2 separate regions of the Homo sapiens genome follow, and region 1 is linked to region 2. Evidence: read pairs that join two places in POLR2A ChIA-PET (ENCODE). Cell type or tissue: K562. All regions are shown on one strand. Links, peaks and the distances in the headings refer to the core of each region. The heading gives the core; the rest is flanking DNA.

What was found. ChIA-PET counts read pairs that join two places held together with the same protein. Peaks named below come from ENCODE experiments on the same cell type or tissue, not always from the same donor. Only the 100,000 strongest peaks of a DNase experiment are listed, where the experiment ranks them.
Region 1: POLR2A ChIA-PET joins it to region 2 with 7 read pairs; 5 of 35 experiments call an interaction of 5 or more read pairs at or near these places.

The regions. Positions count from the first base shown.
Region 1 is chr16:101,775-111,850 of GRCh38, reverse strand. NPRL3 (NPR3 like, GATOR1 complex subunit) reads left to right here. Exons shown (of 14, transcript NM_001077350.3): 7 at 1,245-1,326. Among named protein-coding and RNA genes, the nearest start is that of MPG, 29 kb to the right of the region's middle. RefSeq lists an enhancer at 1-5,095. In K562, for the core only: a CTCF peak has its summit at 4,635 (motif pointing left); DNase peaks (open chromatin) are centred at 4,610, 6,123 and 6,720.
Region 2 is chr16:216,873-227,994 of GRCh38, reverse strand. It overlaps LUC7L (LUC7 like), which reads left to right. Exons shown (of 10, transcript NM_201412.3): 2 at 659-753; 3 at 7,248-7,346. Among named protein-coding and RNA genes, the nearest start is that of LUC7L, 7.0 kb to the left of the region's middle. In K562, for the core only: no CTCF peak of the experiment used is centred there; no DNase peak of the experiment used is centred there.

The DNA of each region.
Region 1 (10,076 bases), core at 2,000-9,999, 120 kb after region 2:
TGTTGTAGCAATAAGTAAAATTAGTTATTGACATGAATGAACAATAATAAAGAACAGCCTCTCTGACTCAGGTGCATTTTCAGTACAAATTTACCTGTGGCTGGCTGCGGTGGCTCATGCCTGTAATCCCAGCACTTAGGGAGGCTGAGGCAGGTAGATTGCTTGAGCTCGGGAATTCAGGATCAGTGTGGGCAACATGGTGAAATCCTGCCTCTACCGAAAAAAACCCAAAAATTAGCCGGGCATGGTCATATGTGCCCGTAGTTCCAGCTACTCGGGATGCTGAGGTGGGAGAATCACCTGAGCCTTGGGAGGTGGAGGTTGGGGTGAGCTGAGATTGCACCACTGCACTCCAGCAAGGGTGACAGAGTGAGACCCTGTCTCAAAAAAAAAATAAATAAATAAAAATAAAATAAATTTTGACAGGTAATTGTCAAATATATAAAGTTTTTCTTTTGTTTTTTCCTCTGTCACCCAGGCTGGAGTGCAGTGGTGTGATCTCTGCTCACTGCAAGCTCCATCTCCTGGGTTCACGCCATTCTTCTGCCTCAGCCTCCCGAGTAGCTGGGACTACAGGCGCCCGCCACCACGCCCGGCTAATTTTTTGTATTTTTAGTAGGGACGGGGTTTTCACCGTGTTAGCCAGGATGGTCTTGATCTCCTGACCTTGTGATCCGCCTGCCTCGGCCTCCCAAAGTGCTGGGATTACAGGTGTGAGCCACCGCGCCCGGTTACCTGTCAAAATTTATAATATGTTTCTGTTTTGGCCAATTATATACTAATTATAATTGTGATAATAACAATCCAAAAGTTTTGTTTTTTTAAACGTTATCTTTTTAGAGTCTGTGACTTTATCACAGGAAGTAAAAAGAAATTTTATTTTAAGTCTATGTATATATTTTTAGAAATTTATGAAAAAGGATGAATAAAAGACTTTTTGGCTGGATGTGGTAGCTCACACCTGTAATCCCAGACAAAAAATTTTAAAATTAGCAGGTCTAGGCCAGGCGTGGTGGCTCATGCTTATAATCCCAGCAGTTTGGGAGGCCAAGGTGGATGGATCACTTGAGGACAGGAGTTCGAGACCAGCCTGGCCAACATGGTGAATACCTGTCTCTACCAAAAATACAAAAAAATTAGCCAGACATGGTGGCGGGCGCCTGTAATCCCAGCTACTTGGAAGGCTGAGGCAGGAGAATCGCTTGAACCCGGGAGCTGTAAATCTTGTGTTGTGATTCTTGTAGGAAATGAAGGTCCTCAGTCCCCATTCCATCACATCCTGCCCAAGTGCAAGCTGGCCAGGGACCTCAAGGAAGCTTATGACAGGTAAGACAGGTGGGTGTGCTTATTAACCTCCTTCTTATGGGCCAGCCTGCCTGGGCCTGAGGAGCAGCGTCAACAGGTAGGGCTCCCCGGTACTGACCACTGTTCTCCTGGGGTGTGAGCATCAGGGTTCCCTGAGGTTAGGGCCGGAGAGGACTGGGAAGGGATGGTCATGTGGCTGCTCTTGAAAGAAGTGACCTTGGTGGCCGTTTTTTTTTGTTTATTTTTTATTTCTATTTCTATTTATTTCTTTTTTTTGAGATGGAGTTTTGCTTTTGTTGCCCAGGCTAGAGTGCAGCGGCACGATCTCGGCTCACAGCAACCTCTGCCTCCTGGGTTTAAGAGATTCTCCTGCCTCAGCCTCCCGAGTAGCTGGGATTACAGGCATGCGCCACCACACCCGGCTAGTTGTGTATTTTTAGTAGAGACGGGGTTTCTGCATGTTGGTCAGGGTGGTCTCCCGACTTCAGGTGATCCACCCGCCTCGGCCTCCCAAAGTGTTGGGATTACTGGCGTGAGCACCGCGCCCGGCCAGTGGCTGTTTTTTAAATGGTTTGCTGAGTAGGGTGCACTCTGCTGGAACTTACATCACAAAAGACAAATCACTCTCCTATGTTTAAGGACTTATATTTCCCAATAGAAGAATGAACAAGGGATCTGAGCAGTGAGCTCACAGAAAAGACAGGTGGTTCAAACATGTGAAGAGATGCATCAGTGCATCACAATAAAGCTACACAGAGATCCCATTCCCCACCTGTTATACTGGTTAAGATCCACAATTTCACGAGACTCGATGTTGGCAAAGCTCGGGGGAAGAGGCATCTCGTGTGTTGCTGGTGGGACAGAGGTACAAACCCCTGAGTACCTTTGCTTTTTTAAACCCCTTTGCTGAGTAGCATGCACTCTGCTGGAACCACCACCTCCAGACTCCTCTTAAAACAGAAAACGAGCCCGAAGTTATACATGAGAGTCCGAAAGTGTTTTTAAATCAAACAGATGCAAAATGCCATTTTACTGAGCATGACGCAACACCAAGTGCTGGGCCACCTTCACTAGGTGGGTGTCACTGACTCCAGTCACTCAAGAGGAAATTGAGGCTCAGTGGGTGAGGCTGGGGCCAGCTGTCTCCTCTCAGTCTGAGAGAGTTGGGGTTTGCGACACTGACTGTGTGAGGGCAGCAAGCCTTGAGGATACCATGAAAACCTCACAGTTGTTCTGATTGTATTGGCTGAGCATCACCTTTATTAAATGTGGACAAGCAGGCCGGGCGTGGTGACTCACGCCTGTAATCCCAGCACTTTGGGAGGCTGAGGGGCGGATTTCTTGAGGTCAGAAGTGCAAGATCAGCCTGAACAACAATGTGAGATCGCATTTCTACAAAAAATTTTTAAAAAATATCTGAGTGTGGTGGCACAAGTGTAGTCTCAGCTACTCAGGAGGCTGAGGTGGGAGGGTCACTTAAGCCTAGGAAATCAAGATTATGGTGAGCCATGGTTGTACCATTGTACTCTGGCCCCAGCAACAGAGCCAGACCGCGTATCAAAAATGAAAAAAAAAAGGCCGGGCGCGGTGGCTCACACCTGTGATCCCAACACTTTGCCAGGCTGAGGCGGGTGGAGCACGAGGTCAGGAGTTCGAGACCAGCCTGGCTAACATGGTGAAACCCGCTGTCTACTAAAAATACAAAAAATTAGCCGGGCGTGGTGGTGCATGCCTGTAGTCCCAGCTACTCAGGAGGCTGAGGCAGAAGAATCACTTAAATCTAGGAGGCAGAGGTTGCAGTGAGCTGAGATGGCGCCACTGCACTCCAGCCTGGGTGACAGAACTAGATGTCATCTCAAAAATAATAATAAAAATTAAAAAACAAAAGTAAAATAAAAAATAAATAAAATTTAAAAAATACTTTTTAATTCTTTTTTTGGCTGCCTAGTGAGCCGCAACTGCCCCCACCATTGAGTTTGTTCCAGCCTTCCAGTGCTAACCATTTACCTGTGTTATTTTGTATGTGCGCCTCTGTATCTATAAGATAAATTCCTAAAGGCATTACTAATAGGGAAAATGGCATTTGTAATGTTGTGTTTCCTTCTCAGGGGTTTGTACCTCTGTCCCACCAGCAACACACGAGATGCCTCTTCCCCCGAGCTTTGCCAACATCGAGTCTCGTGAAATTGTGGATCTTAACCAGTATAACAAGTGGGGAATGGGATCTCTGTGTAGCTTTATTGTGATGCACTGATGCATCTCTTCACATGTTTGAACCACCTGTCTTTTCTGTGAGCTCGCTGCTCAGATCCCTTGTTCATTCTTCTATCGGGAGATATAAGTCCTTAAACATGGGAGAGTGATTTGTCTTTTGTGATATAAGTTGCAACTAGCATTTGTTTGTCTCTTGGTGACCCTGGGGACTGAGCCTCCCCAGGTGTGAGAGAACATCAGCCCTTGCCAGGTGATTGCTTTGTTTTCTGGCCCCTTCTGTGTTGCAGAATGGGACCTTTGTGGTCATGTAGTCTGACCCTGTCTTTGATTCATTGTTATCACACTAATGTTTTCTCTGTGTTGAGAGAATTACTACCCTCTGGCTTTGAATTGCCTGGTATCCAGTCTCTTCCTTGGACATTGTTCCCTTATTCTGAGTGTATGCCTCAACTCGGATTAGATTACAAACAAAAATCAGGCTAACTTGGAATTAAAATAAAAACCAAGCTGGTGCGGTGGTGTGCTCCTGTAGTCCCATCTCACAGGCGAGGCCAAGGTTGGGGGATCACTTGAGCCCAGGAGTTCGAGCTTGTAGTGCTCTATGCTGGTGTCTGAGTAGCCACTGTACTCCAGCCCCAGCAACATGGTGAGACCCTGTCTCTTAAAAATTTGTTTAAATAAAAACCAAACCATTGACTTTATATTTCTTTTTCTTCTTCTTTTTTTTTTTTTTTTTTGAGATGGAATATCCTTCTGTTGCCCAGGCTGGAGTGCATTCTTCTGCCTCAGCCTCCCGAGTAGCTGGGACTACAGGTGCACATCACCATGCCTGGCTAATTTTTGTATTTTTAGTAGAGATGGGGTTTCACCATATTGGCCAGGCTGGTCTCGAACTCCTGACCTTGTAGATCCGCCCGGCTCGGCCTCCCAAAATGCTGGGATGACAGGCGTGAGCACCGTGCCCGGCTCGTTGACTTTATATTTCTAAAGGAAGAATGGACTATGATTTCTTAGGTTTGAATCGTGCTGGAAAGTTGAAAGGAGACAAAACCTTGGACTGCCTGTTGTGTGATCTGCAGGCTGCGGAGGAGCTCAGAACTTGAGGCAACCCAGCGCCACCTAGTGGATATTAAAGGAGGACAGGAATCTGAGTTTTGCTGAAAAAGGCTCCTAAGCTGTTGTTCAGCATGTAGCATTCTTTCCTGACCTACGCATTCTGTTTGTTAGTGCCCAGGATCACATTTCCTCCATCCAAACTCCCACCCTAACAGTCTTGGGTCCTGGAGCTTGCCCCAGGGATGCTGGCAGCTATGTTTCTCTGGCAGGAGTCCAGGCAGTAGTACCCTCCCTGTACCCATCCTTGTCTGGCACTGGCATGGCTCTGCAGCCACCCAGGAGCCCCTCTGGGCTGTGGCCTCTCGTCTGTCCTCATCCCATCAGGTCCATGGTTGGCCTCAAGGGTCTGGTCTGCTGCTGCTCACTCTTCTGCACTGAGAGGAGGAGACTGAGTTTCCATTACTGATCAGGTGACCTAGGACAGAGCGCCTTTCTCCTGATGGTGACTGACTGCCAGATCTGGGGGAATCTCAGAACAGAACTGAAAGACCAGAAGCTGTGAGATTAATGAGGTTGGAGATTGGGGTGGGATTTTTCAAAGGAATTGTTCCTGGTTCTTTTTTTTTTTTTTTTTTTTTTTTTTTTTAATTTAAGGCAGGGTCTCACTCTATTGCCAGGCTGGAGCGCAATCTTGGCTCACTGCAACATCTGTCTCCCAGGCTCAGGTGATCCTTCCATCTCGGCCTCCCGAGTAGCTGGGACTATAGGCACCCGCCCCCACGCCTGAATAGTTTTTGTATTTTTTTGTGGAAATGGGATTTTGCCATGTTACCCTGGCTGATCTTGAATTCCTGGACTCAAGCAATCTACCCACCTTAGCCTCCCAAAGTGCTGGGATTATAGGCGTGAGCCACCATGCCCTGCCCCCAGTTGCTATTTTATTTATTTATTTATTTATTTGTTTGTTTGAGACGGAGTCTTGCTTCGTCACCCAGGCTGGAGTGCAATGGCACAATCTCAGTTCACTGCAACCTCCGTCTCCCGGGCTTAAGTGATTCTCCTGCCTCAGCCTCCTGAGCAGCTGGGATTACGGCGCCTGCCACCAGGCCTGGCTAATTTTTGTATTTTTAGTAGAGATGGAGTTTCACCATGTTGGCCAGCCTGGTCTTGAACTCCTGACCTCGTGATCTGCCAACCTCGACCTCCCAAAGTGCTAGGACTACAGGCGTGAGCCACCACGTCCGGTCCCCAGTTGCTATTTTAATTAAAGCTAGGGTTATGGTGTGGCTGAATAGCCTGGTGGCCCTGTCCTGCAGGACCTAACATCTGTGAATATAGGCTGGGAATGTGAATCGCTCAGGAGGCCACCCCAACACTTGTGCCATACCTAGCACTTGTGTCTCCCTGTGGATCCCAGTGGCCCTCAGTGACAGCATGTCACTCATTCATATGACCATTGAATTGTGTCTCCCAGGAGGGCAGGGATGTCTCTTCACTTTCTGCAACACAGCCCCTACACTCAGCCTGTGGAGGAGCACAGCTCATCCGCTAGGGGTCGACGGAATGTGTGGGTGGGAATAACAGCAGTGTAGATTCCATGGAGTGTGAAGAAGTGATTTGCTGAATGGTTCTCCGAGTTAACAGGACCTGTGGTGGGGAGTGATGTCCAGGGTCTGGCTGGGTAGGTGGTACTTGGTGCGGAGCCTTGCACTGCAAACTGTCGAGAGCAGGGTTGGTCCCATGGACCCTCTGTGAATATCCTGAGTTGTAGTACCCATTTCCATAAAAATGCACCTATATATAAACTTTCGTTTGAAATTTCAAGGTAGGCTGTTTGGAACCCACATAGATCTTTTGGGTTATGCAGCATCCCACTACTTATGGTAGGAAGCCAGGCCCATCCGTGGGACCAGAGGATGCAGAGGTTTGCAGGATAGCTTCACAGGTCCTGTCTAGTTCTAAGGTTAGGAATGGATGCTTTCTCAGATGCTAAAAGCTGAGGGGACTAGACTAAGCTTGTGCACATTTCTGTCTTGGAGATGAACGGCGAGAGTGTGTTTGAAGCCAGCCATTCCCTTTTGCATAGTCATTGTCAGGATGCAGGGCTTTGGCTGGGGCACCTATCTCCTGTCACAGACTGGGCTGGGCCCTCTTGGCTGGCCCAGAGCTGTGTGAGGGGCTGGATAAGTCTTGAGGAGGACAGTGTTTTCCTCCAGAGTGTTTTCAGACCAAACCATTAAACACCTTGCAAATAGAAGTGCAAGCTCGGCAGGAAACCTTTCAGGGCCCAAACCCTGCTTGTGCTAAGGGCTCTTGTCTTAAAGCTGCAGACTTAAAAACAGTGACAAACCTTTCTCTTTCCCCTTGTTAACAGACCTCAGTGCAGCTCCTGGCTTACCCTCTTACTGTGGGGGATTTACAGGCTGGAGGTTGGGCCGGCACCTTTCCAGAGCAGTCATCCCTCTGACATGTTCAGGGAATTTGCCCAGGTCTGCCATGGCCTTTGGGGCACTCCTGGTGGCAGCACTTGTCACCGCTCTAGGGAGCTGGGTTAGTTCATAAAGAAGCACCAGCCTCAGTGCAGAGTGCTCTGAGGGAGAAAGCAGCAGGTGGGTGAGCTGATGCTTGGGAAAATGGAGTAAAGTCCACGTGGAAGTTAGAGGAACCAACATGGCGTGTCTCTGCCAGAGGAGAGGGCCCCATGCCAGTGTACAAACCAGACCACATGACTGCGGCTCCAAGGACAGCTGACACGGTGAGGGCAGCAGAGATGACCAAGCTGGGAAGTCACTAGAAGAACCTTCATGTGACCCTCCTGCCCTCATTTCTCCATACCCATAGCTGGAACTTGTTCCTGGCTTTCCATGAGGTGTGTTCCAAGCCCCTGTTCCTTTCCCTATAACTCTCTCCAGTTTCTAATGCTCCATACAATTTGATTACAATTAGGTGTCTTTTTTTTTAAACGTTAATTTCAATTTTTTTTGAGACAGGGTCTTGCTCTGTCACCCAGGCTGGAGTGCAATGGCGCGATCTCGGCTCACTGCAACCTCCGCCTCCTGGGTTCAAGTGATTCTCCTGCCTCAGCCTACCAAGTAGCTGGGATTACAGGCACCTGCCACCACACCTGGCTAATTTTTTTTTTTTTTTTTGAGATGGAGTTTCACTTTTGTTGCCCAGGCTGGAGTGCAATGGCACGATCTCAGCTCAGTGCAACCTCCGCCTCCGCCTCTACCTCCCAGGTTCAAGTGATTTTCCTGCCTCAGCCTTCCAAGTAGCTGGGATTACAGGCATGCACCACCACGCCCAGCTAATTTTGTACTTTTAATAGAGACGGGGTTTCTCCCTGTTGGTCAGTCTGGTCTCAAACTTCTGACCTCAGGTGATCTGCCCATCTCAGCCTCCCAAAGTGCTGGGATTACAGGTGTGAGCCACGGCACCCGGCCTAATATTTGTATTTTTAGTAGAGACAGGGTTTCACCATGTTGGCCAGGCTGGTCTCGAACTCCTGACCTCAAGTGATCGGCCTGCCTCGGCCTCCCAGGTTTTGGGATTACAGGCGTGAGCCGCCACGCCCGGCCAATTATGTGTCTGTCTAGATGCCGCTGAGTGAAGCCCCCAGCGTGCAGAGCAGCCAAGTTATTTTCTTCCCTGCTGCACTCCAAGTACCTAAACTGGTGCTGGGAGCCACAGCACATGTCATAAGGCCTCACTGTGCTCCTAGATGGAGCAAAGACAGCTACATTTGAAACAATAGGAGCCTCCGTATTCTGATTCTGTGGTGTCCCAACAGCCACTTTGAGCTGCATCCTAAATAGGACAGAAACAGAAAGGCCTTGGGTGGGTGCGGTGGCTCACGCCTGTAATCCTAGCACTTTGAAAAGCCAAGGTGGGAGGATCGCTTGAGCCCAGGAGTTTGAGACCAGCCTAGGCAACATAGACCCTGTCTCTACAAAAAAAAAAAAAAAAAAAAAAAAAAAAATCACCCCAGGCGTGATGTTGCACGTCTGTAGTCCCAGTTACTTGGGAGGTTGTCTTGAGCCTGGGAGATCAAGGCTGCAGTGAGCGGAGATGGCGCCACTGCACTCCAGCCTGAGCAACAGTGAGACCTTGTCTCAGAAAAAAGAAAAAAAAAATAGACCTTTTATTTCCAGTGGCCCTCCTTTCTGACCCAGATGGTGACAGCACAGTGCATGGGGCCACCTCTCGCTTGCCCTTTCTTCCCTGTCGCATACGGATGCCAAGATCCTAACTATTGCTTACTCAAGTTGAGTAACCTGGATCCCCTGGACAAATCTCTCCTGGTGTGATCTTTAATTCCTTAGCGGCTGGGACATTTCTCAGGGTTTGATACGAGTTTTTCACCCTGCAAAGACCCTGACCAAAGAGAGGTAAGGTTCTGGGAGCCTCTGTCTGCCCCGACATACTTGGTTAGCATGCAGTTCTGGAAGAAGCTGAGACTGCTGCCCTCCTCTGGGACCTTGGGGCCATGGTGTTCTCTGAGCACCCCGTATTGACGTGTCCTAAGAGACGTCCGAGGGGCCGTTTGTACCTTCTGGCCTGGGGCAGCCAGAAGTCTGGCCAAGTCTCCCGGACTTAGCCGGATGTGGGTGTGTTGGCCTGTCCCGCCAACTGGGAGCTGAGAATAGCAGAATAGGGTCAGGGGGTGATGGGAAAAGCACTAGTTGGCTGCTCTCCTGGGCAGTGGGGCAGTGAACAGAGGAAACATGATGCGGGGAGGTGCTGTAGAAATGGGCAGTTTGGAGAAGAACTTGTGTGTGTTTTGCTCCTATTTTAGAACTGGTGTCATTGTGAGGCTTCACAGGCTGCGTTCCCTGTGCAGGACACAAGGAAGGTGCCGGCCACTTTGAGTAGCCAGGCCTTGACAAGAGTAGGTGGAGATCCCCCCTGTTGCCTGGAGCCTCCGGGGATGCGGTGAAGGCCAGCTGCAGACAGCTTTGCTTGAGCAGTTGCATCTCCTCTGTGTCATAGAACAAGTGCTGTTGGCTCTTACTTAAGGCAAGGGCGCTTTGTGGTGAGCGGTGGAGTTGGGTGGCGCCCTGGCTTCTCCATCAGGGAGTTTTAGAAGCTCCTGGTGAAAACAACTCCTTCCTTGTTTTGTGTGGTTCCCCGAGGGGATGACGTGGGCTGCATCCCCACTGTGGAGCCTGTTCTTGGGGCAGGGCTTCCTAGGAAAGACAGTGCATGCAGGGAGGGCGGTGTGTTCCTTGGCTTCATTCAGGAAATGCAGCTCCGTGCCTATGTGCCTGACACGTTTTACAATGTGTAGAGAGCAGAGAATGAAACCCACAAGCCCCCCTCCTCAGGAGTGAGTTCTGGTTGGGGAGACAGCATTAGGCAGCGGGTCAGGGGTTGGAGTGTCAATGGGGCTGGGGTCAGGGGTGCTTCACTGAGAATGTGACACTTGAGTGGAGACCGATGGAGTAAAGGAGCCTTGGGGCGTCTGCAGAGAGTTTGTGGGCAAGGGCAAATGCCAGGGCCCT
Region 2 (11,122 bases), core at 1,827-9,826:
GCAGATGGGTACAGTATGTGTTGGAGCTCACAGTGTGTATTGACTAACCTAGTTCCTTTTTTGCTTTTTTTGGTATTGTCTTGTTAAAAGTGACTCCCAGGTAGCAACTCTCTTTTTTAAGGGTGGGAACGAAAGGGACGTAGGAAGAATAGATCTAGATTATTTAACAGTCTTCGATAGAGTTTGAAAGCTTTCTTCTTCATTCAATTTTGGGCAAAATACTGCCTCTGCATTTGTTCATAACAAAAAGATTAGATTAATAAGTAGCTTTTGTTGGTGGAAATTACCAGCTCTATAAGTCACCCTTGGTGGTTCATGGACCTCTGATTAGCTTGGGTTTTGCAGTCTCATTGCCACATGTATATGTGGAGCCAATGGCCTTTTGGTGCTCAGCTGTTTACGTCTGACTCCTTGACTTCTTTGGTACAGTGATGGAGTCAGATCTCATTAAGTGTGATTCTCCATGATATAACTAGCCTCAAAAAAATGTGTATTCCACTCCAGTTGTAAATATCTTTAGATCAGCTTTTCATTGCATTTGATGGGGAGAACACAGAAATGATAGTCTGCAAATCATCCAGGTGAATTGTTATACTAGTTATTTTTTGGTGGTTAATGTGATAATATTGTCTTATTTAAAACCACAAATGAATTTCAGGAGACGAAACCAGACAGAGGGTCAAGTTTACAGATGACCGTGTCTGCAAGAGTCACCTTCTGGACTGCTGCCCCCATGACATCCTGGCTGGGACGGTAGGTGCATTTTGGGGGACCTCATGGAACACTCTGACATGAGTGCTGTATAGGCAGTGACGGTTTTTCTATGTTGAATTTTGTTTTAACTTAAGTCTCTTTTTCTCTAAGTGGCTTAATTATGGCAGGTGTTCCTCCACTCGTATGTATGTTTGCATGCATGCATGCGATGGAGTGTCACTCTGTGTTGCCCAGGCTGAAGTGCAGTGGTGTGATCACAGCTCACTGCAGCCTTGAACTCCTGGGCTCCAGCAATCCTACCACCTCAGCCTCTTGAGCAGCTGGTACTACAGGCATGAGCCACTGCTCCTTTCTCAATCCTCCACTCTTCAACAGGCAGAAATCCCTGATGCCCTTAAAATGATAGATTCTATTCATTTGGTAGGATTTTATATTATGGAACAAATTTCACTGTTGTAAAATTCTGTCTGTAAAGTTACCAGATTTTTTGTAAAGTCATTTATACTGAGATATTCACAACTAAATAGGGCAAGTATTCTAATTTGGCTGTAGCAAAAAATATGCTTTAGGTCAGCCTGAAGTTCTTTGAAGATTCTGCGTGGGTTTGTTTGACCTCAAGTTGGTTGTGTGGAAAACTTTTGATCTAGCAAGGTACATTTTCTTCCCGCAATTTTTTGGTTTTTAAAAATCAGTTGAGGATACATTGATTTTGTAGTTTTGTGTTGTGCCACCCCTTCAAGAAATCAACATGCTATCTAATGAATATAGAACCCTACAATTTTAAGTTCACTTCAGATGAACAAAACAGATAAACGCTAGCTTTGTATAATGTGCATTTATTCGAAGTAAGAATTTGAAAAGACTGAATAGTGGAAGGTTATCTGTGGTGATTACGCCACTGAGAGAAAAGGAGTCCTGTAGAGACCACCCCCATTTTAAGGTTTCACAGCTACCTCACGGAGGTTAAAAACTATCCTCTCATTTTAAGGATGAAATGTGCATATGTTAAAGGAAGTTTTCTTCATGATGAATCATTGCTTATATTAGGGAGGAGCACCTTCTGGAAAACCGCTCAGATGTATTAAAACTTCTCAAGCTGAGTTTTCTGACAGCAAATGCGAAATGAATGCCAAACCTTGTGCCTCTGTTCCTTGGGGTGTTGTCTGCTGTTTGGCCTGGGATGGGAAAACGTTACTGTTTGATGCAGATTGTTGTGTGTACCGAGGTCAATACAGATTAATGATTTCAACTCGTCAAAGGAAGTTTCACTGTAGGGTATTTTCATAGGATGCACAACTTGGAATTCTTGATAAACCCATAGTGAAGGAAGTCAGAGGGAGCAGATAGATGTGCACTCTCGGGAAGATTTCAACCATGTTTTCCTTGGCCAGACCCTGTGTAGCATAGCTGCAGAATACTGGTGAGAAAAATAATCTGAGTGAGAGTATTTCTTTTCTTTTCTTTTCTTTTCTTTTTTTTTTTGAGACAGAATTTCAGGCTGGGTGCGGTGGCTCACGCCTGTAATCCCAGTACTTTGGGAGGCCGAGGCGGGTGGATCACCTGAGGTTGGGAGTTGGCGACCAGCCTGATCAACATAGATAAACCCTGTCTCTATTAAAATACAAAATTAGCTGGGTGTGGTGGCGCATGCCTGTAATCCCAGCTACTCAGGAGACTGAGGCAGGAGAGTCACTTGAACCCGCGAGGCAGAGGTTGTGGTGAGCCGAGATCGAGCCATTGCACTCCAGCCTGGGCAACAAGAGCAAAACTCTGTCTCAAAAAAAAAAAAAAAAAGAGACGGAGTTTCGCTCTTGTTGCCCAGGCTGGAGTGCAGTGATGTGATCGTGGCTCACCGCAACCTCTGCCTCCCAGGTTCAAGCCATTCTCTTGCCTCAGCCTCCCGAGTAGCTGGGATTACAGGCATGCACCACCTCGCCCGGCTAACTTTTGTATTTTCAGTAGAGACGGGGTTTCACCATGTTGACCAGGCTAGTCTGGAGCTCCTGACCTCGTGATCCACCCACCTTGGCCTCCCAAAGTGCTGAGATTACAGGCATGAGACACTGCGCCCGGCCAGAACTGTGTTTTCTGAAGGTTCCGGAAACTTTGGTGCCCTTCCTGGTCAGTAGTGTTAGACCAGTAGAAGGTACAGAAGAGAACACAGGTTGTGGAGTAAAAAACGCCTGACACACTGGATTTAGCAGCCATGTGGAATATTGTGGAAGGACTTAATGAATGTGATATTTCAGCTCTGCTTGATGTTGGGCATCCAGGGGAATGGCCAGTAGTATTTTTCCCTGCCTCCTTGGCAAAGCTGAAAAGCTACATCCAAAGAGGGTAATCATAGAACCCAAGCCTATCCTCAGTGTGCTTAAGCAGGGACTCTTTTGGGAGCTCTCACATTGAAAAGTAAGTGCTGAATTTTGCTTCATGTGAGGTTTTTTTTTTTCAGACGGAGTCTCACTCTGTTGCCTAGGCTGGAGTGCATGGTGCTATCTCTGCTCACTGCAACCTCTGTCTCCTGGGTTCAAGCAACTCTCCTGCCTCAGCCTCCTGAGTAGCTGGGATTATAGGCGCCCGCCACCACACCTGGCTAATTTTTTTTGTATTTTTAGTAGAGATGGGGTTTCATCATGTTGGCCAGGCTGGTCTCAAACTCCTGACTTCAGGTGATCCACCCACCTCTGCCTCCCAAAGTGCTGGGATTACAGGCATGAGCCACCGCGCCTGGCCTCATGAGGTTTTCTTTTTTTTTTATTTTGAGACTGAGTTTCGCTCTTGTTGCCCAGGCTGGAATGTAATGGCTCCATCTCAGCTCACTGCAAGCTCCGCCTCCCGGGCTCAAGCAATTCTCCTGCCTCAGCCTCCCGAGTAGCTGGGATTACAAACGTGCGCTACCACACCCGGCTAATTTTTGTATTTTTAGTAGAGACGGGGTTTCACCACGTTGGCCAGGCTGGTCACGAACTTCTGACCTAAGGTGATCCGCCCTCCTCGGCCTCCCAAAGTGCTGGGATTATAGGCATGAGCCACCGCGCTCGGCCTCATGAGGTTTTCTAATGTCATATCTTTCTTGACAGTTGAGTTTTTTATAATGGAAATCAATTTGTACTTCATACTTTGTTGTACTTCAGGTTTTAGGGTCTGCTTCCTTTGGTAGTAGCTTTTTCTTTGAACAACAAAGCCTTGATTAGTTTAAAGCATTTTTTCTGATAGCTGCCATTCATTTTTCAGCTACAATGCTTAGTTTGTGGAAACTATATATTTTAAAGGACAACACCCACAACTTAGAAGAGTGAATGAGGCCAGGTGCGGTGGCTCATACCTGTAATCCCAGCACTTCGGGAGGAGGAGGAGGAGGCGGGTGGATCACTTGAGGTCAGGAGTTTGAGACCAGCCTGGCCAACATGATGAAAACCTGTCTCTACTAAAAATACAAAAATATTAGCCGGGCGTGGTGGCGTGCCCCTGTAGTCCCAGCTATTCGGGAGGCTGAGGCAGGAGGATTACTTGAATCTGGGAGGCAGAGGTTGCAGTGAGCTGAGATCGTGCCACTGCACTCCAGCCTGGGCGACAGAGTGAGACTCCGCCTCAAAAAAAAAAAAGAAAAAACAGAGTGAATGAGGTAAAAGTTGTCAGATTTTCAGTGACAGTGATTTTAAGTGCAAATTTGGCTTCTAGAACCACTATTGTCCTATCTCTAAGTCTTCTATGTAACCGACCATAACGTGAGTCCCATCTGACTTCAGAGTAAGAATGATAAAGGAGAAAAGTCAATCTTTCGTCAAAATAAACATCACCATACAAGGCAGACCCGTTGTCTGCCGCCTCCATGTTAGCTTTATTATTGGTGATACTGAAGGATGTTTTGTTAGTGAGTATGCCACGTGCTTTCTTTTTTTATCTATTATTTTATTTTATTTTATTTTTTTGAGACGGAGTCTCGCTCTGTCGCTCAGGCTGGAGTGCAGTGGTGCGATCTTGACTCACTGCAAGCTCTGCCTCTCTGGTTCATGCCATTCTCCTTCCTCAGCCTCCTGAGTAGCTGGGACTACAGGCGCCCAGCTAATTTTTTTTGTATTTTTAGTAGAGAAGGGGTTTCACTGTGTTGGCCAGGATGGTCTTGATCTCCTGACCTCGTGATCCGCCCGCCTCGGCCTCCCAAAGTGCTGGGATTACAGGAGTGAGCCACCGTGCCCAGCCTAGCATGCTACATGCTTTCTATGAGACTGCATCCCAAGAGTCAGACATGCAAGCCTCTCTATTTTTTTCCCCCTCAAGATGGATTAAAGGTTTAAAGCCTTCCTTTCTTTTTTTTTTTTTTTTTTTAAAAGACGGGGTCTCTTTAAAAAGCTGGGCGAGGTGGCTCACGCTCGTAATCCCAGCACTTTGAGAGGCCAAGGTGGGTGGATCACCTGAGGTCAGCAGTTCGAGACCAGCCTGACCAACATGGAGAAACCCCATCTCTACTGAAAATACAAAATTAGCTGGGCGTGGTGGCACATGTCTGTAATTCCAGCTCCTTGGGAGGCTGAGGCAGGAGAATCGCTTGAACCTGGGAGGCGGAGGTTGCGGTGAGCCGAGATTGCACTACAGTCTGGGCAACAAGAGCGAAACTCCATCTCAAAAAAAAAAAAAAATTAAAAAGACAGGGGTCTCTGTTGCTCAGACTGGAGTGCAGTGGCTCAGTCACAGCTCACTTGAAGCCTTGACCTCCTAGGCTCAAGCGATCTCTTCCCCTCAGCCTCCCAAGTGGCTGGGACTACAGGCACATACCACCACACCCAGCTAATTGTTAATTTTTTCATAGAGACAGGGTCTTGCTATGTTGCCCAGGCTGGTCTCAAACTCCTGGGCTCAAGTGATCCTCCCATCTTGCCCTCCCAAAGGTGTTGGGATTACAGACATGTGCCACTGCAACTGGTACTAACGTCTTTTTTTTTTTTTTTTTCTGGTTATGTAGACATGTTCTTTTGTCCTACTGGGGGTGTCTCCTAGTTGGGATGTTGGGTTTTGTTAACATGCACTCTATAACTTGACACGATGATCCTCAGCACACAAACCTCCCTGTTGCTGTGTAGATGGCGAGAGGCAGAAGGTGTCTGCATAGAGTCCTATACTTAGGATTTAGATTAAAATCATACACTGTTTTCTAATTGTACTGCATATGGTACACATAATAGCACATCATGCTGTTCTTACTGACAACATAAATCATTTTGTTTTAGTAATGGAACGTTTTGCTTGTCAAATGGAGGAACTGAGTGGGACAATTATCTGTCCTCACTTAGATGTCCAGGGTCATTTCCCAGGCTAAGAAAATGTGTAGAGCATGTATTTGGCTACGAACCAGCCTGTTCTCCTTTATTCCCTTTGATACACAATCAGCTACACAAAGCCAAGTGTTAGGTTGTGATGTAATTGCCAAAATCTAACTTCTGTCCGCTCTTTCCTCTTCCTCTGTCTCTGCATCTTAAGCATCGAGCATCTCAAGTAGTCAAGATTGCAAGACAATGCCTAGAAATTTGTTGCAGTGAGACTGTTTTCTGGCCCTTTCCTTTTTTTTTTCCCCTTTTCTGAGACAGAGTCTCACTTTATCACCCAGGCTGGAGTGCAGTGGCACAGTCTTGGCTCACTGCAAACTCCACCTCCTGGGTTCAAGCGATTCTTGTGTCTCAGCTCCCCAGGTAGCTGGGATTACAGGTGCCCTGCCACCACACCTGGCTAATTTTTGTAGTTTTAGTGGAGACTGGGTTTTATCATGTTGGGCAGGCTGGCCTTGAACTCCTGACCTCAAGTGATCCGCCTGCCTCACCCTCCCAAAGTGCTGGGATTACAGGCGTGAGCCACCACGCCCAGCCCTGGCCGTTTCCTATCCCTGCCACCCCACATGCTGCCATTTACTGAATCCTTGGACTGATGCATAAATAAAACTGGGCCAGGCACCGTGGCTCACACCTGTAATGCCAGCTCTTTGGGAGGCCAAGGTGGGTGTATCACTTGAGGTCAGAGGTTCAAGACCAGCCTGGCCAACGTGGCGAAACCCTGTCCCTACTGAAAATACAAAAAAAAAAAAAAAAAAAAAAAAAAAAAATTAGCTGGGTGTGGTATCACGTGCCTGTAATCCCAGCTACTTGGGAGAATGAGGCAGGAGAATTGCCTGAACCCCGGAGGCAGAGGTTACAGTAAGCTGAGGTCGCGCCACTGTACTCCAGCCTGGGTGACAGGTGAGACTCCTTAAAAACTGGCAAAAGCCAATTAATGTAGTTGTGATGATTACAGTCCAATTATCTCTGGGTCTAAAATAGAAACTTTACACTATTAAATGCATCAGTTTCAAGTATCACGTAGTCACGATGGTAAAAGTGAAATGAGGCTTCTCAGCCATATCTCCTTTCTTAATTTTCTTATTGCAGTGTCAGTGTTCCAAAAGTGATCATTTCTGTTGGTGACAGTTGAAACACCAAGTCGCGTTGTGTGCTTTCTACAGTAGGTAGGCACTGAGGTCTGCATTTTCTGTTTCTTTCCCACAGCGCATGGATTTAGGAGAATGTACCAAAATCCACGACTTGGCCCTCCGAGCAGATTATGAGATTGCAAGTAAAGAAAGAGACCTGTTTTTTGAATTAGATGTAAGTTTTATTTAATGTTGATTTATTCCTACTGCGAAGAACCCAATATTGAACTAACAAGAAAAATGTAACATACGTAAGTTATGAAGCAAAATAATAAGGTAGTTGCTTGTTATCCTGCCACTCAAGCTCAGAGCTAGAATACAGCCAGTACTGTTTATATGTTGTGTCCAGCGTCCTGTCAGTGTCCTAAATGATAATATGTGTTATCTCATTTTGTTGCTTTTAAAAATTTTAATTACATTTTTATGAGTCCTTGAACAGTGTTTATTTTTGCTTAGTTTTGAATGGTTTCATAGTGTAGAGTCTTTAAAATTAGATTTTTTTGGTTCAGTATCATGTTTCTGTTTGCCCAGGTTGTTGCATATAGTTTTCATTGCTGCTTGAATAATTCTCAAACGATCTTTGCTTTATTCATAGACATTTAGATTGATTCTAGTTTTGCTACTGCAGACAATATGAATATTTTTGCATAACTTCCTTGTCACGTGGATAAGGATTTATTTTGGGTATATTCCTAGGAGAGGGATTGCTGGTTTATAGGAGATACCCGTATTTATCCTCGCAAGACAATTTTGTAATGTTGTCTTCTTGTTTCTATTTGGTAAAGTCCCATAGCAGTGTCTGCACGCTCACCAACACTTTGTATTATCAGACTGTTTAATTTTTGCAGTTTAGTGGTTGTAAAATGGCATTTCTTTCTGATCTCAATTTGCATTTTTTTAGTACTCAGTAGTTGTGTTATTTTATCTACATTAGTAAATTCTTTTTTTTTTTTTGAGACGGAGTTTCACTCTTGTTGCTCAGGCTGGAGAGCAGTAGTGCGATCTTGGCTCACTGCAACCTACTCCTCCCAGGTTCAAGCAATTCTGCCTCAGCCTCCTGAGGAGCTGGGAATACAGGCATGAGCCGCCATGCCCGGCTGATTTTGTATTTTTAGTAGAGATGGTGTTTCTCCATGTTGATCAGGCTGGTCTCGAACTCTCAACGTCAGGTGATCCGCCCGCCTCAGCCTCCCAAAGTGCTGGGATTACAGGTTGAGCCACCGTGCCTAGCTTCTTTTTCTTTTTGATACAGAGTTTCACTCTGTTGCCCAGGCTGGAGTGCAGCAGCATGATTATAGCTGACTGTAAGTGAATTGCTGGGCTCAGGTGATCCTTCTTCCACAGTCTCCTAAATAGCTAGTACTACAGATGCACACGACCATGTCTGGCTAATTATTTATTTAATTTATTTTAATTTTTATTTATTTATTTATTTTGAGACAGAGTCTTGCTCTGTCACCAGGCTAGAGTGCAGTGGCACCATCTTGGCTCATTGCAACCTCCGACTCCCTGGTTCAAGTGATTCTCCTGCCTTAGCCTCCCAAGTAGCTGGGATGACAGGCATGCGCCACCATGCCCAGCTCATTTTTGTATTTTTGGTAGAGATGGGGTTTTACCATGTTGGCCAGGCTGGTCTCGATCTCCTGACCTTGTGATCCGCCTGCCTCGGCCTCCCAAAGTGCTGGGATTACAGCTGTGAGCCACCGCGCCTGTCCTATTTATTTTTGAGACAGGTTCTTGTTCTGTCACCCAGGCTGGAGGGCAGTGGCGTGATGATGGCTTGCTGTAACCTTGACCTCTTCGGCTCAGTGATAGCCCTGCCTCGGATTCCTGAGTAGCTGCGGGTATAGGTGTGTGCCACCACACCCGGCCTTTTTTTTTTTTTTTTTTTTTTTTTTTGAGACAGGGTTTTACTATGTTGCCCAGGCTGGTCTCAAACTTCTGCCCTCAAGTGATCCTGCCACCTTGGCCTCTCACTGGTATTGGGATTTCAGGTGTGAGCCACTATGCCTGGCCAGTAAATTCATTTAGAGTAGCATTTTTCAGCTTTTTTTCGTTGTTGCCCCCAGTGGAGCCTTTTAAGATTCTTTTTTCTGTTTTTTTGAGACAGAGTCTCCCTCTGTTGCCCAAGCTGGAATGCAGTGGCGCAATCTTGGCTCATTGCAACCTCCGCCTCCTGGGTTTAAGCAATTCTCCTGCCTCAGCCTCCCAAGTAGCTGAGATTAGAAGTGCCCGCCACCACACCCAGCTGATTTTTGTATTTTTAGTAGAGATGTGGTTTCGCCATGTTGGCCAGGCTCATCTTGAACTCTTGACCTCAGGTGATCCACCCACCTCACTCTCCCAAAGTGCTGGGTTTACAGGTGTGATTACACTGTGCCTGGTAAGAATACATGATTTAAACTCACTCAATTTTAATTGTTTTTTAATCCCTAATCACCCATCGCTAGTATGACCAGAGGTTAGTAGAGGGGTTTGATGCCATTCTGGTTCTTGAGTGAAGACCGGGAAGGCACTGAGCATGGGATGAGGGAGCCAGTGAAAAATATAAAACCCAAGGGAAAGGGTCCCTCCGCTTGCATTACAAGATGTCAATACGTTTTACAGTAAATTCTTCCTTTTTTTTTTTTGAGACGGAGTGTCACTGTTGTTGCCTCGGCTGGAGTGCCGTGGCATGATCTTAGCTCACTGTAACCTCCACCTCCTGGGTTCAAGCGATTCTCCTACCTCAGCCTCCTGAGTAGCTGGGATTACAGGTGCCTGCCACCATGCCTGGCTAATTTTTTTTTTTTTTTTTGGAGATATAGTTTTGCTCTTGTCGCCCAGGCTGTAGTACAGTGGCATGATCTCGGCTCACTGCAACCTCCTTCTCTTCTCATGCCTCAGCCTCCCAAGTAGCTGTGATTACAGGCACCCGCCACCACGCCCAGCTAATTTTTATATTTTTAGTAGAGATGAGGTTTCACCATTTTGGTCAGGCTGGTCTCAAACTCCTGACCTCAGGTGATCCACCTGCCTTGGCCTCCCAAAGTGTTGTGATTATAGGCGTGAGCCACTGCACCTGGCCTCAAGTAAATTCTGTTTATTTATTTAAAAAAAAAATTTTTTTTTTTTTTGAAACAGAGTCTCACTCTTGTTGCCCAGGCTGTAGTGCAGTGGTGTGATCTCGGCCCACTGCAACCTCTGCCTCCTGGTTTCAAGCGATTTTCCTGCCTCAGCCTCCTGAGTAGCTGGGATTACAGGTGCACATCGCTACGCCTGGCTGATTTTTGTATTTTTAGTAGAGACGGGGTTTTGTCATGTTGGCCAGGCTGGTCTTAAACTCCTGACCGCAGGTGATCCACCCGCCTTAGCCTCCCAGAGTGTTGAGATTACAGGCGTGAGCCACTGCGCCCAGCCTATTTAAAAAATTTGTTGTGGCTACATAATAGGTGTATATATTTGGGGGGTACCTGAGATGTTTCATTTGACACAGGAATGCAATTCTCAATAAAGAATAAATTCCTGGACCGTGTGCAGTGGCTTACAGCTGTAATTCCAGCAATTTGGGAGGCTGAGGTGGGTGGATCACCTGAGGTCGGGAGTTGAAGACTAGCCTGGCCAACATGGTGAAACGCTGCCTCTTCTAAAAATACAAAAATTAGCTGGGCATGGTGGTGCTGTCCTCTAATCCCAACTACTCGGGAGACTGAGGCAGGAGAATGGCTTGAACCCAGTTGGTGAAGGTTGCAGTGTGCTGAGATCACACCATTGCACTTTATTCTACTTGGGTGACAGAGCGAAACTCTGTCTCAAAAAAAAAAATTCTATTTAAAATAGTGGCCTTGGCCAGGCATGTGGTGGCTCACGCCTGTAATCTCAACACTTTGGGAGGCTGAGGCAGGAGGATTGCTTGAGCCCGGGAGTTCAAGACCAGCCTGGGCAACATGGGGAAACCCCGTCTCTACAAAA